Linked DNA regions of Homo sapiens: all the other regions are linked to region 3. Evidence: chromatin contacts called from ENCODE Hi-C or POLR2A ChIA-PET data. All regions are on one chromosome and are shown on one strand. Each heading gives the region's core, a stretch centred on a gene start or an enhancer-like site at or near the end of the contact. The rest is flanking DNA. Distances are from core to core; before and after follow the strand shown.

Region 1 (3,961 bases), core at 146-2,645, 3.9 Mb after region 3:
TAACATTAATAGTCAGGTGGATAGAATTGCCCTGTTGGAGAATTACTTCTCCAACAGGGCAATTACTTCATCTGGAATTACTTCATCTGGAATTCTAAGACCATGTCTTAGAATTCAAGATGCATAACCCAACAGTTTCCTGTAAAACTTGAAAAGCTGATTCTAAAGTCAATATGAAAATGCAAGAGACTTAGAATAGTCAAAACAATCATAAAAGAAAAACAGGTTGGGTAACTTTCACTATTTGATTTATAAAGCTATAGTAATTAAGATAATTTGCTATGAAGAAAGAATAGATTCTATCCATCTGACTACTAAAGTAAAACAAAGAAAATATAGATCAACAAAACAGAATAGAGGATCCAGAAAAAGATTCACACATAAATGGCCATCTAATCTACATTTTCTCCAACTTAATTCAATGGGGAAAGAGTAGTCTTCAACAAGTTGTTATCAGGAAACTGGCCCTGGGAAGCGAATGTGCTTCTCTTAAGATTTTACAGCTTAGAAAATGACAGCACTGAGATGTGAACTCAGGTCTGACTGCTCTGAGTCCATGATTGCTCTCAGAGTCCACACTCAATCTCTACCCTTGCCAATCTGCCACTAGAGGACTTCATGGAGTCTTCTACAAAGTGCCTGGACACCTGACTCAACACCCGGGCTCTCCTGCATATGAGATTCCCAGACCAGATGGTAGGACACTCGGGCTGATGAACAGCTACCATGCTTGAGGTTTATACCTACAAGTCCGAAGGAGTTATTCACCAATGAGGGGGATTAAACCCGCAACCCATATGCTATCTCTGTGAACTGGAAGGTCTTAGTTATAAAGCATAAAATTAAGCTGAACACATATTTGAGGCCTATTAGTATCACATAGGAGCTTTTAAAATTTCCCTAAAGCAATTAAATCAGAATGTTTAGGGGAAGAGTCCAGACACCAGTGGTATTTTAAAGATTTCCCCTCATGAATACAACAGAGAGCAGTTTGAGGAACCACTGAGCTAAAGCATTTTCTTCCAGTTTGCACCCACACCCCAGTGAAGCAAATACAATTATCAGATGATGGGACGCATCTGACACTCCTAAATCTCCAGCAGCAGAAATTTCCTCTTGGAAAAATCCAAACAAAACAAGTCCTCCCTCCTTAACTTGCTTTCTTAGCTCAAACTCCAAGCTATGGAAAGTTAACTTGGCTCCTCTTAAGCTATTCCCTAGCAAACTAGAAGACTGACAAATTGTCCCTTGATGAGATTAATGTCTCACAAAATGCCCAGGTACAATTCAAGTTCACATCAGAAGTAAAACCAAAAACTGTGGGGGAGAAAAGTTTTTGAAACAAAAATTTTAACGTATTATGGACAATGTAAGAAGCACTACTGGGTCATTCTAATTTTGTCAGAAACTTAGAAAATAACATTAGAAGAGGAAGTCCAACCAAAGTATCACATGTGTCCAGGGAGATAACTTCCACACACACCACACAGTTTCACTTTGACAACACTGTCAAGAGGCTCTCTACGAATCTTCAGAAAGGAAACCGATCTACAGACTAATAGACAAAAGATTAGTTTGAGCCATATGAAATTGCTAGTTTTGTAAAAAGGCCCAAAGGAGTTGAATATATGTAATTTCTTTTTTTTAAAGAAGAGTCTTGTTCTGTCACCCACGCTGGAGTGCGGTGGCACGGATCTCAGCTCACTGCAACCTCCACCTCCTGGGTTCAAGCAATTCTTGTGCCTCAGCCTCCCAAGTAGATGGGATCACAGGCGTGCACCACCATGCCAGGCTAATTTTTGTATTTTTAGTAGAGATGGGGTTTCACCATGTTGGTCAGGCTGGTCTCGAACTCCTGGCCTCAAGTGATCCACCCACCTTGGCCTCCCATAGTGTTGGGATTACAGGTGTGAGCCACTGCACCCGGCCCTGAATATCTGTAATTTCATACTATTCAGTCTAAATATAAAGCAATATACAGTCTACAGTGAAATAAAAATAGCTTTAAATAAAAACAAAAGTTCTGTTTTAAAACTAAGACCACAACACTGTATGGCTCAGTTGCTGACAAAATTTGCTATCAATTGTCTGTCCACATCCACTGAGAAAACCCAGAGGGAGACGGGGTGGGAAGACTGGGATGCAGCCAGAGAGCTACAGGTGGCTGCAATCTTCTCACCATCAGCGCATGACGGTGCATTTATTTTTTTTACTTCAGGTTCTACTTATTGCATAGGGCGGCAGACATGACTTGGGAAGGGTGCACAAGCCCAGCCTCTCTGTGCATTATGGGAGGGCACCTTCCACTTCCTACTCAGTCTGTGGTAGAGGAGGCTGTCTGCTGCTCTGACCACTGACCTAAAAATATACCTGCCCTGCAGCAATGCCAAGAAAAGAGAAGGAAAAGATCAAGGCCAGGCGCAGTGGCTCACACCTGTAATCCCAGCACTTTGAGAGGTCAATGTAGGCGCATTACCTGAGGTTTGGAGTTCGCGACCAGCCTGGCCAACATGGTGAAATGCCGTCTCTACTAAAAATACAAAAATGCACCACCATGCCTGTAATCCCAGCTACTTGGGAAGCTGAGGCATGGGAATCACTTGAACCCGGGAGGCGGAGGTTGCAGTGAACTAAGATCATGCCACTGTGCTCTAGCCTGGGCGACAGAGCAAGACTCTGTCTTGAAAAAAAAAAAAAAGCCAGGAGTGGTGGCTCACACCTGTAATCCTGGTACTTTGGGAGGCCAAGGCAGGAGGATCCCTTGAGCCCAGGAGTTCGAGACCAGCCTGGGCAACATAGGGAGACCCTGTCTCTTTAAAGAAAAAAAAAGGAAATGGTCAAGAGGAGAGGGTTCTCAAATGAAAAGATTAAAAGAAACAGGAATTCTTCCCCCAGAAAGATGAAGAGTACCTGATAATATGAACTCTGGATGGAGCATCCAAGAGAATATATACATGTATTCCTGGAGTATCCATATTCCCTGCATACAGGGAATATGCATTTCCCCCCAAGTTACAGAATTCTAAAAAGAGAACCACACAGTATCACATAAATGGTTAAACAATACACTTAGGGTAACTACAAATATTTCTCAACACAGAAATCTATAGAGAGCACCCCTCTGAGATACACTACATACATATATTCCATATATTCTTCTAGGGCAGATCTGTAATAAATGATAAAGGAAAACTAGAAAGTCTGCAGGGACTCAACACACCTTAGAAGGTGGAAGATGAAGGACAGACAGATACTTTACCTCAAACTATCCTTCAGAGTAACTCTAAAGAAAGTGAAGACGAGCAGTTTTATCCAGAATAAAAAGTTTCCCCAAACTTTCTCAATTCTGCAAAAAAGTCTGCAAACAGCAGAGAGGAGCACCAGCAAGCAGGCTCAGGTACTGCTGTAGCTTTACCTGGCATTCAGGACAAGCCAACCCAACATCAAAATCCACAACTCAGAAGCCAACCCACTGCAGGAACCACCACGGTTCTTCAAATTAGATACAAAGTCAAGAAATCTTGAGCTAATTAGGCCACAGATCTTAAGGAAAAGTCTCTATGCCTAATGTATTTGATAATACAAAAGCTGGGATGACAAGCCCATCCTGATTAATGAAACTGTCCTCCATTCCATCGTAGGTCTAGCATTCAGATGTTTAGCATTCAGGCTCAGATCTATCCTGGCCCTAAGTCAAGGTAGGCAAGGGCAAATGGGAGATCCAGTCTCACTGGTGGCTGGGGCTGAAGATCTTCAGCTATCCTTAATCCAGGCTCAGTTTGACTAAAGGGACCCTCTTCCTCCAACATGGAGCCAACTCCCCAACTCATGTGCTCTAAGCTATAGAAGTAACCCCTTGAGACTTGAAGATGGACACATCCCCTGCTTCTGTGTCCCAGATAGCTAAAAAGTAAAAACAGGAGATAAGGCACTGTCCCCACTGCAGAGGTTATACGAACCC
Region 2 (3,689 bases), core at 1,062-3,561, 4.7 Mb after region 3:
CGTCAATGATAGACTGGATTAAGAAAATGTGGCACATATACACCACGGAATACTATGCAGCCATAAAAAAGGATGAGTTCATGTCCTTTGTAGGGACATGCATGCAGCTGGAAACCATCATTCTCAGCAAACTATCACAAGGATAGAAAACCAAACACCTCATGTTCTCACTCATAGGTGGGAACTGAACAATGAGAATACTTGGACACACAATGGGGAACATCACACACCAGGGCCTGTTGTGGGGTTGGGGGAGCGGGGGATAGCATTAGGAGATACACCTAATGTAAATGATGAGTTAATGGGTGCAGCACACCAACATGGCACATGTATATCTATGTACCTGCACGTTGTGCACATGTACCCTAGAACTTAAAGTATAATAATAAAAAAAATAGCTGGGACTTAATTAAACTAAACAGCTTTTGCACGGCAAAAGGAATAGTCAGCAGAGTAAACAGACAACCCACAAAACGGGAGAAAATCTTCACAATCTATACATCTGAAAAAGGATTAATATCCAGAATCTACAAGGAACTCAAATCAGCAGGAAAAAAAAAACAGTCCCATCAAAAAGTGGGCTAAGGACATGAATAGACAATTCTCAAAAGATATATAAATGGCTAACATGAAAAAATGCTCAACATACTAATGATCAGGGAAACACAAATCAAAACCACAATGCGATACCACCTTACTCCTGCAAGAATGGCCATAATAAAAAAATAAAAATAAATAATAGATGTTGGCGTGGATGCAGCGAACAGGGAACACTTCTACACTGCTGGTGGGAATGTAAACTAGTATAACCACTATGGAAAACAGTGTGGGGAGTCCTCAAAGTACTAAGAGTAGATCTACCATTTGATCCAGCAATCCCACTACTAGGTATCTACCCAGAGGAAAAGAAGTCATGAAAAAGATAGTTGCACAAGTATGTTTATAGCAGCACAATTCACAAGTGCAAAAATGTGGAACCAATCCAAATACCCATCAATCAACGAGTGGATAAACTGTGGCATATATATGATGGAACACTACTCAGCCATAAAAAGGAATCAATTAATGGCATTCACAGCAACCTGGATGAGATTAGAGACTATTATTCTAAGTGAAGTAAGTCAGAAATGGAAAACCAAATATAGTATGTTCTCACTGATATGTGGGAACTAAGCTATGAGGATGCAAAGGCATAAGATTGACACAATGGACTTCGGGGACTCGGGGGAAAGGTTGAGAAGGGAGTGAGGGATAAAAGACTACAAATTGGGTGCAGTGTATATACTGATGGGGTGATGGGTGTACCAAAATCTCAGAAATCACCACTAAAGAACTTACTCATGTAACCAAACACCACCTGTTCCCCAATAAACTATAGAAATGAAAAAAAAAAAGAACTTTTAGCATCAAATACATGAACTTATGTGGAGTCATGGAGTCTCTTTTTAGGGACACACACTGTTGCTGTGGTGAACAGCCATTAAGTCATTGGTGTAAAACTTCATTTTTGCTAAGAGAAAGAACTTTCTAATTTTACTCAACTAGAATACTAAAGGGCAAAATGCAATAGCTACAAGTTTTGTTCTGCAGAGTAAATGACAGGTCATGAACTAATTCCGTTGGAAGAGATACAGGAAAAATATTACCTTGCAGGAAGCTGCCCTCCCCATAGTAAGCCTAGGAGCTGATGGTATGATGTCATCATTACGAAACTAGGTACTTTAAGCACTGTCTGAACAGAACTGCCTACCCCAGTAGAAGCTCTTGCGTTAAGTGCCACGCGTAAATGCTAATACATCCCAACGTATTAAAGCAGGGCAGGGAAGCTTTAAAAATCGTAGGTAAAGTAAGACTGAGGGGGAAAGGAACTGCAAGTGAGTGCTGCACGGGAACCGAGAAGCCGCCCCGGGTCGGGAAGGAAGGAGGTGGTGATGCTCAGGGCCAGAGCGGGGGCGTCTGGAGAACCCGGGTGGGAGCCAGACACCCGCTGCGAGCACGAAGAAAGCGCGGCTGAGGGTGGCAGCGCGCCCACACCCGCCCGGACGAGGGCCCGGCCCGCACCCACCTTGCCTCCAGCAGCAGCGGGGTCTCGGGCCACTTCGCGGCCAAGTGGGCAGTCACCGACTTGGACGCGGCGACCGTCCCGGAGCCGAGCTGCGAAAGCCACAGCGCTGTGGAGCCTAGTAGCAGCCGCACCACGTTCGTGGCTTTCGCTGGCGCCATGGCACGGAGAGAAAAGCGCGAGTCCCTCGGACCCGGTACCCACAGTCTGTGGCCGCCACGCTTCGGCCGGCTCTTCCCGCTGCGCGGCTGCCCACTTCCGGTGGGAGGAGCTCGAGTCCGTTACTGGGTGCCGGGTCCAGACCGGCGCATGCGTGTCCCGCTCCGGCGCGGTTTAGTGGGTGCGGCCTGGAGAGCCCACGCCAGCCGGACACTGGGCCACGTCGGAGCCGCCGGGGCGGCGCCGGGTTGCTGAGCGGCGTCACAGATGCTCCCGCGGGTCCGCTCCCGCGGGTCCATTCCCAGGACTTTGGGTTCTCGGACAGAGGCCTTAGGACACGGGGCGGGAAGCTGGCTCTCCAGACCGAACTAGGGCTCTGGAGTTGCCAAAATCTGGAAGCAAAGTCAGGACCACTTGCATATTGTCCACCTTTTACATAGGAGGAAAATAAGTCCAGTTAAAGTTGAAGTCCCCACCTCACGCAGTTCTCAAGTGTTACTACAGGTTGGAATCACCTGGGAGAGCTTTTATAAGGCCGCCGCCAAGGCCACGCCCCGTACCTGAGAATCTCGGGAGGGGGGGTGAGATGCGGCATCAGTAGTATTAGTTAAAATCCGCAGGCCGGGCGCGGTGGCTCACGCCTGTAATCCCAGCACTTTGGGAGGCCGAGGCGGGCGGATCACGAGGTCAGGAGATCGAGACCATCCTGGCTAAAACGGTGAAACCCCGTCTCTACTAAAAATACAAAAAATTAGCCGGGCGTAGTGGCGGGCGCCTGTAGTCCCAGCTACTTGGGAGGCTGAGGCAGGAGAATGGCGTGAACCCAGGAGGCGGAGCTTGCAGTGAGCCGAGATCCCGCCACTGCACTCCAGCCTGGGCAACAGAGCGAGACTCCGTCTCAAAAAAAAAAAAAAAAAAAAAATCCGCAGGTGATTCCAGTGTCCAATCATGTTAGGAAACCCGTGACTTACGGGTGGCTCTCAAACTTTAACCACTTGCTTGTTAAAACACTGCAGAGTGGTGGGCCTCCCCACAGTGTTTCGGATTCAGTAGAGCCCTTGCGGGGGCCGAGAACTTGCATTTTATTTCTCCCAAGTTCGCAGATAATACTAGTGGCTAGAAATCACACTGGAGCCTTTTCCATTGGAAGGTGTGGTCCAGGGTAGGCTTCAGCTGTGAGCTCAATGGAAATGCAGAAGCTCAGGCCCCGCCCCAGACCTAATGAATCAAGATCTCCAATTTAACGGGAACCACAGGTGATTCCTATGCACAGGAAAGGTGGAGAAGAGTGATTTAGAGGATTACATTTAAAAGTGCACAGAAAAGTGCCAATAAGCCTGAGCATGGTGGCTCACGCCTGTAGTCCCAGCACTTTGGAAGGTCGAGGCGGGAAGGTAGCTTAAGCCGAGGAGGTAGAGGCTGCAGAAAACGGTGATTGCGCCACTGCCCTCCAACCTGGGCGAAAGAG
Region 3 (3,888 bases), core at 189-2,688:
GATTTCCCATGATTCAGAGAGTGTGATGAACAATCTTACTCACAACATCCCCCCGCCTCAACCATTCTAATTTGAAACAGAAGATAAAGTTTTAAAGAAAAAGGCATTGACATATTAGTCAATGCCGACCAAAAGTAACGTAAAATTAGACTTGTAATAAAATTAGCAGTGTTTTCCTCTTTGAAACGTTCATAAATGACTATATTACAGAAATATTAGATATTGTAAAATTTCAGATTTGGCCTTTTATTTTGATTTACAAAGAAAGGAATATCTAGAAACTAGACTCAATAAAAAAAAGAGTAGCAAAACTTTAATCCACTATTTTTTATGTCATCACTAGTTTGACAATTGGATTTAAGCAAAGCATGATAAAATAAGTCAAAGACAGTAAATGACAATACTGTCAAGGTTTGAATGTCAAAAATTTTAACATTGGGGCATTAAAGACATCCTTTGGTAATGTGTGTTTTACAGTTGACTTGTACAATCACGAACCAGTGATATGTGCTTTGCAGTAGCTACTTACTAGATTTAAACCAATTTATAATTGCTGTATTTCTCGTAAATGTTATGAATCCTCACTTTTAACAATTATGTTTCTGAGAATTCCGGAATTTCCTGAACCACAATGTGAAGAAGGAGGTGCTCCTGATTGGGCTTCTTTTCTCAGCTTTGTGGTTGTTTATGAGGTTCTTTCCGAGCTATGCTATTTCTACTGGAGAACCCAGAGTTCTTACTAAATGCAGCTGGGCATGAGAGGGGAGGCTCAGGTACTGCAGCTGTGAAACCTCTGCTCGGGCATGCGTTTTGGTTTACACGCGGCCAGGTTAAGGAAACACATTGCCACGAAGTGTGCATTCACAAGAGTGTCGGGTGTAATGTATTTATTTCTGGGTCTCAAACGATCTTTGCAGCGAGTAATTCTGTTTCGATGTTAAAGTCACTGGATTTTACTTCTCTGGTTCCGGTTGGCCTGGAGCAGGCCCCTAATTACCTCGGAAACCCACCAAGGGCCGGTAAAGTAATAAACTGTGATCGCACAGCGTACACGTCGAGTCCCAGGGAGAGCAGGGCTCCCAGGAAGCCCCGGGAAGCGTGCGCTTCCAGGAGGGTGTGCGGCGCGCGGGGGTCTGCACGCGCGCAGAGCTTGTTAACGGAGGGCGTGCCGGAGGCGTGGCGCGAGGTGTTCGGGCGAGGCGCTCCGCGAGGCTGGCGGCGGTGGGCGGGCCACGGGGGAGCGCGGCCCGGGGAAGGCTGCGCGGCGCCGCCAGCGGCTCCCGGCTCCCGCTCTCCCGGCCGCCAAGAACGAGCCGCCGTGGGCGGGGCCTGCGGTGATTGGCGGGCGGGCGGGGAGGTCGGAAGTACTTTGTTTTTTATGCTAATGAGGGAGTGGGGCTTGTCCGTATTTACGTTGAGGCGGGAGCCGCCGCCCTTCATTCACCCACATGGTCCTTCGAGGTGCCGCCGCCGCCGCCCGACCTGCGCCTTCGCGCCACTTCGCGCCCTCGGGCGAGGCCGAGGGGGTGGGGACGACTACCGCAGCGCCGCCGGGGCTCGCGCTCCTCCGCGAAGCTCTCCTCGCGGGGCGGGCCGGCCGGCCGCACCCCCGGCCTGGGGCCTCCGGTCGTAGTAAAGCGCAGGCGGGCGGGGAGGCGGGAGCAGGAGCCCGCGGCCGGCCAGCCGAAGATGGTGGCGGCTACTCCTCCTGGTGAGTCTGCCCGCCCCTCCGGCGACGGAGGGAAACCTGTTGTGTGCGGCCCGGGTCTGGCGGGCGGGGCGGAGCGGCCCGGGGCGGACTGGCCCGGGGCAGCGTGGCGGCGGCGGCGTGGCCGGGGCGGGTCTCGGCCGTTGGCCGCCCCGGCGTGTGGCAGCCGCATCTGGCTGCCCCCTCGCTCGCCCGCGGGCCGGCGGAGGGGGGCAGGGCCGGGGCGGGAGGGTGGGAGGGGGCGGCGTGCGCGTGGCGGCCGCGCCCGGGACCCGCGCAGACCCTGCCTGGGCCGACCCGAAGGCGGGTGGGCGGACGGCGAACACAATGGCCCCTCGGGGAGAGGACGTGCGAGGCCCGTGCCTTCTCCGGGGCCCGGGGCGCGCGCGGGGCGTGGGGTCTCTGGGTAGGAAAGTTTCTCCCGAGGGCGAGAGTTAAAGCGCCTCCAGAACAAAGCGGCGGCGGCGGCGGCACATGGGGCAGGCCGCGGGCCGGGAGGGGGCGCGCCCACGAGGTACCTGCGCGCCAGCGGGCGGCGTGGCGTGGGCGGGAGCCCGCGGTTCCCCAAACTTTGTACGCGCGAGGGTGGGCGGAGGGGCGCCGAGATCGGCGCGGCCTGGGCGCCACCCCCGCTCCGCGTGGGCTTTGTTAGCCCGCGTGGGCAGCCTCGGGGCGGGGCCCGCAACTTCCCCGCCGTGGCCCTCGGAGGAGGCCGCAGTCGGCCTCAGCCGCGGCGTGGAGCCGCCTGCGCCCGGCCGCTTGCTGGGAGTGTGGCGCGGGAGGGCCAGCCCGGCTCGGCGGGAGCGGCGTCCCCGCCGCCATGTTCCTGCGGGGCGGGCTGCACGGGGGTGAGGGCGGGGGACATGGCGGCGACTGCGCGCCGCCGCCGATTGTTCCCGGCTTAGGCCTCGGGCCGCGTGCGACGGGCACCGCGGCCGCGGAGCCCCCGCCCCTCTGGGCCGGGCTCGGGGGGGCTGGGGGACACAAAGGAGGGGCGGCGCGCCCGCGTCCCCGCCGCACTCGGGCCTCGGCGCCGCCGGTCGCCGCGCGGCTGCCGCCGGGAAACGGGTTGGGGGGGTTGCCGCGTCCGGCGGGGCCTGACTCTGACCCGCCGCCCCCTGGCGGCTACGCGGAGAATCGCAGGGCCGCGCTCCCCCTTGTGCGACATGTGCTGCCGGCCCGGGCTCCATGAGCGTGGCGGGCACTTTGCAGTCTCGGGTGTTCCTGCCCGGTCTTCTGTTCCTAAACTGCAGCAAAGGGAAAAGGAACTGAAAAAGGCAGGCTCGTCGTTGCAATATCACCAAAAGAGAAAATTAACGGCATGCCATCAGGACCACAGCAGTTGGAGAAACAACTCTTTATCCCGGCTTGCAGCCACGAGGTCTTGATTGGGGGAGGGGTGGTGAAGAATAGTCTGTGGGCTGCTTTTTTTTTTTCCTTTTACTGGAGCTGTACAGTGGAGTCGGTGATTGCTGCTGATCATAATCAAGTATTTTAGGAGCTTATTTAGACATGTATCTGATAGCTAAGGATTTTTCAACTTTATTCTCTTACGTATTTTTCAACTGTAAATTATTGGGCTTTTAAATCCTGCTAGTATTGCTCGACTCTTACTCTCACAAATGGATGGAATTAATTGCTGTTAGGAGGTTGGAAAATAGCAAATATAGATTTGGACGGTGGTAGTAATTTTGAGCAAATAATGTTTTATCTTTTTTTTCCTTATTTTTCCCTATTCCAGTCATACACGTGGACCTAACTGCACCAGTAGCTTTTCTGAGAATACTTGCTGAAAAGGAAGTTTTCTGGAATGGGTAAGTGTATTCTGATTTTCTTGAACTTTTCTTAAAAACAAATTTTTCTTGCTATTAAAGTTGAATAAATAGGATTGGTTTCTTAGAGAGTAAAAGTAGGTGTTTCTTTCTTTAGACAATGTACCTTTTCTGAAAAACTAACTCATTAAGTACGGATTTGCTAATTTTAAGGTAGTAAAATTACAGTGTAAATATTCCTGTACATTTTTGGAAACTGGCTTATGCAGTTTACGAAATATAATTTTAGACCCTCTTTTAAGTTGGGTGATAAAGTAGATATAACCTGAGATGATAGATTTAAACAGGATATTTACGTTCTGCTACAATTGACTGATAACACTTGAAGTGTAGTCTGAACAGTAATTT

What was found. Hi-C counts contacts between places; a loop is a spot of excess contacts on that map. ChIA-PET counts read pairs that join two places held with the same protein, here RNA polymerase II (POLR2A). Pooled maps may share reads with other maps.
Region 1: a loop to region 3 is called in a map with no recorded cell type, with 8 times the contacts of the local background. The contact joins the enhancer-like site here to the promoter of MIR17HG in region 3. A Hi-C loop is called at or near these places in 3 of 37 single-sample maps with no recorded cell type and 3 of 50 pooled maps. POLR2A ChIA-PET finds 5 or more read pairs at or near these places in 2 of 52 experiments (A673 and BJ).
Region 2: a loop to region 3 is called in a pooled map, with 28 times the contacts of the local background. The contact joins the promoter of UGGT2 here to the promoter of MIR17HG in region 3. A Hi-C loop is called at or near these places in 2 of 37 single-sample maps with no recorded cell type and 8 of 50 pooled maps. POLR2A ChIA-PET finds 5 or more read pairs at or near these places in 1 of 52 experiments (T-cell).

The regions. Positions count from the first base shown.
Region 1 is chr13:95,226,081-95,230,041 of GRCh38, forward strand. All of the region lies in intron 4 of ABCC4 (ATP binding cassette subfamily C member 4 (PEL blood group)), which reads right to left. Among named protein-coding and RNA genes, the nearest start is that of SNORD13G, 18 kb to the left of the region's middle. RefSeq lists a silencer at 515-809. Within about 2 kb of position 1,396, at least 5 of the 41 ENCODE cell types and tissues checked have a DNase peak (open chromatin) inside an H3K27ac peak, as active enhancers do.
Region 2 is chr13:96,051,090-96,054,778 of GRCh38, forward strand. It overlaps UGGT2 (UDP-glucose glycoprotein glucosyltransferase 2), which reads right to left and starts at 2,312. Exons shown (of 39, transcript NM_020121.4): 1 at 2,066-2,312. The coding sequence starts at 2,223. RefSeq lists an enhancer at 2,074-2,573.
Region 3 is chr13:91,346,249-91,350,136 of GRCh38, forward strand. MIR17HG (miR-17-92a-1 cluster host gene) reads left to right here and starts at 1,439. Exons shown (of 3, transcript NR_197388.1): 1 at 1,439-1,711; 2 at 3,450-3,522. RefSeq lists enhancers at 928-1,007, 2,477-3,024, 3,025-3,572 and silencers at 1,108-1,887, 1,938-2,927.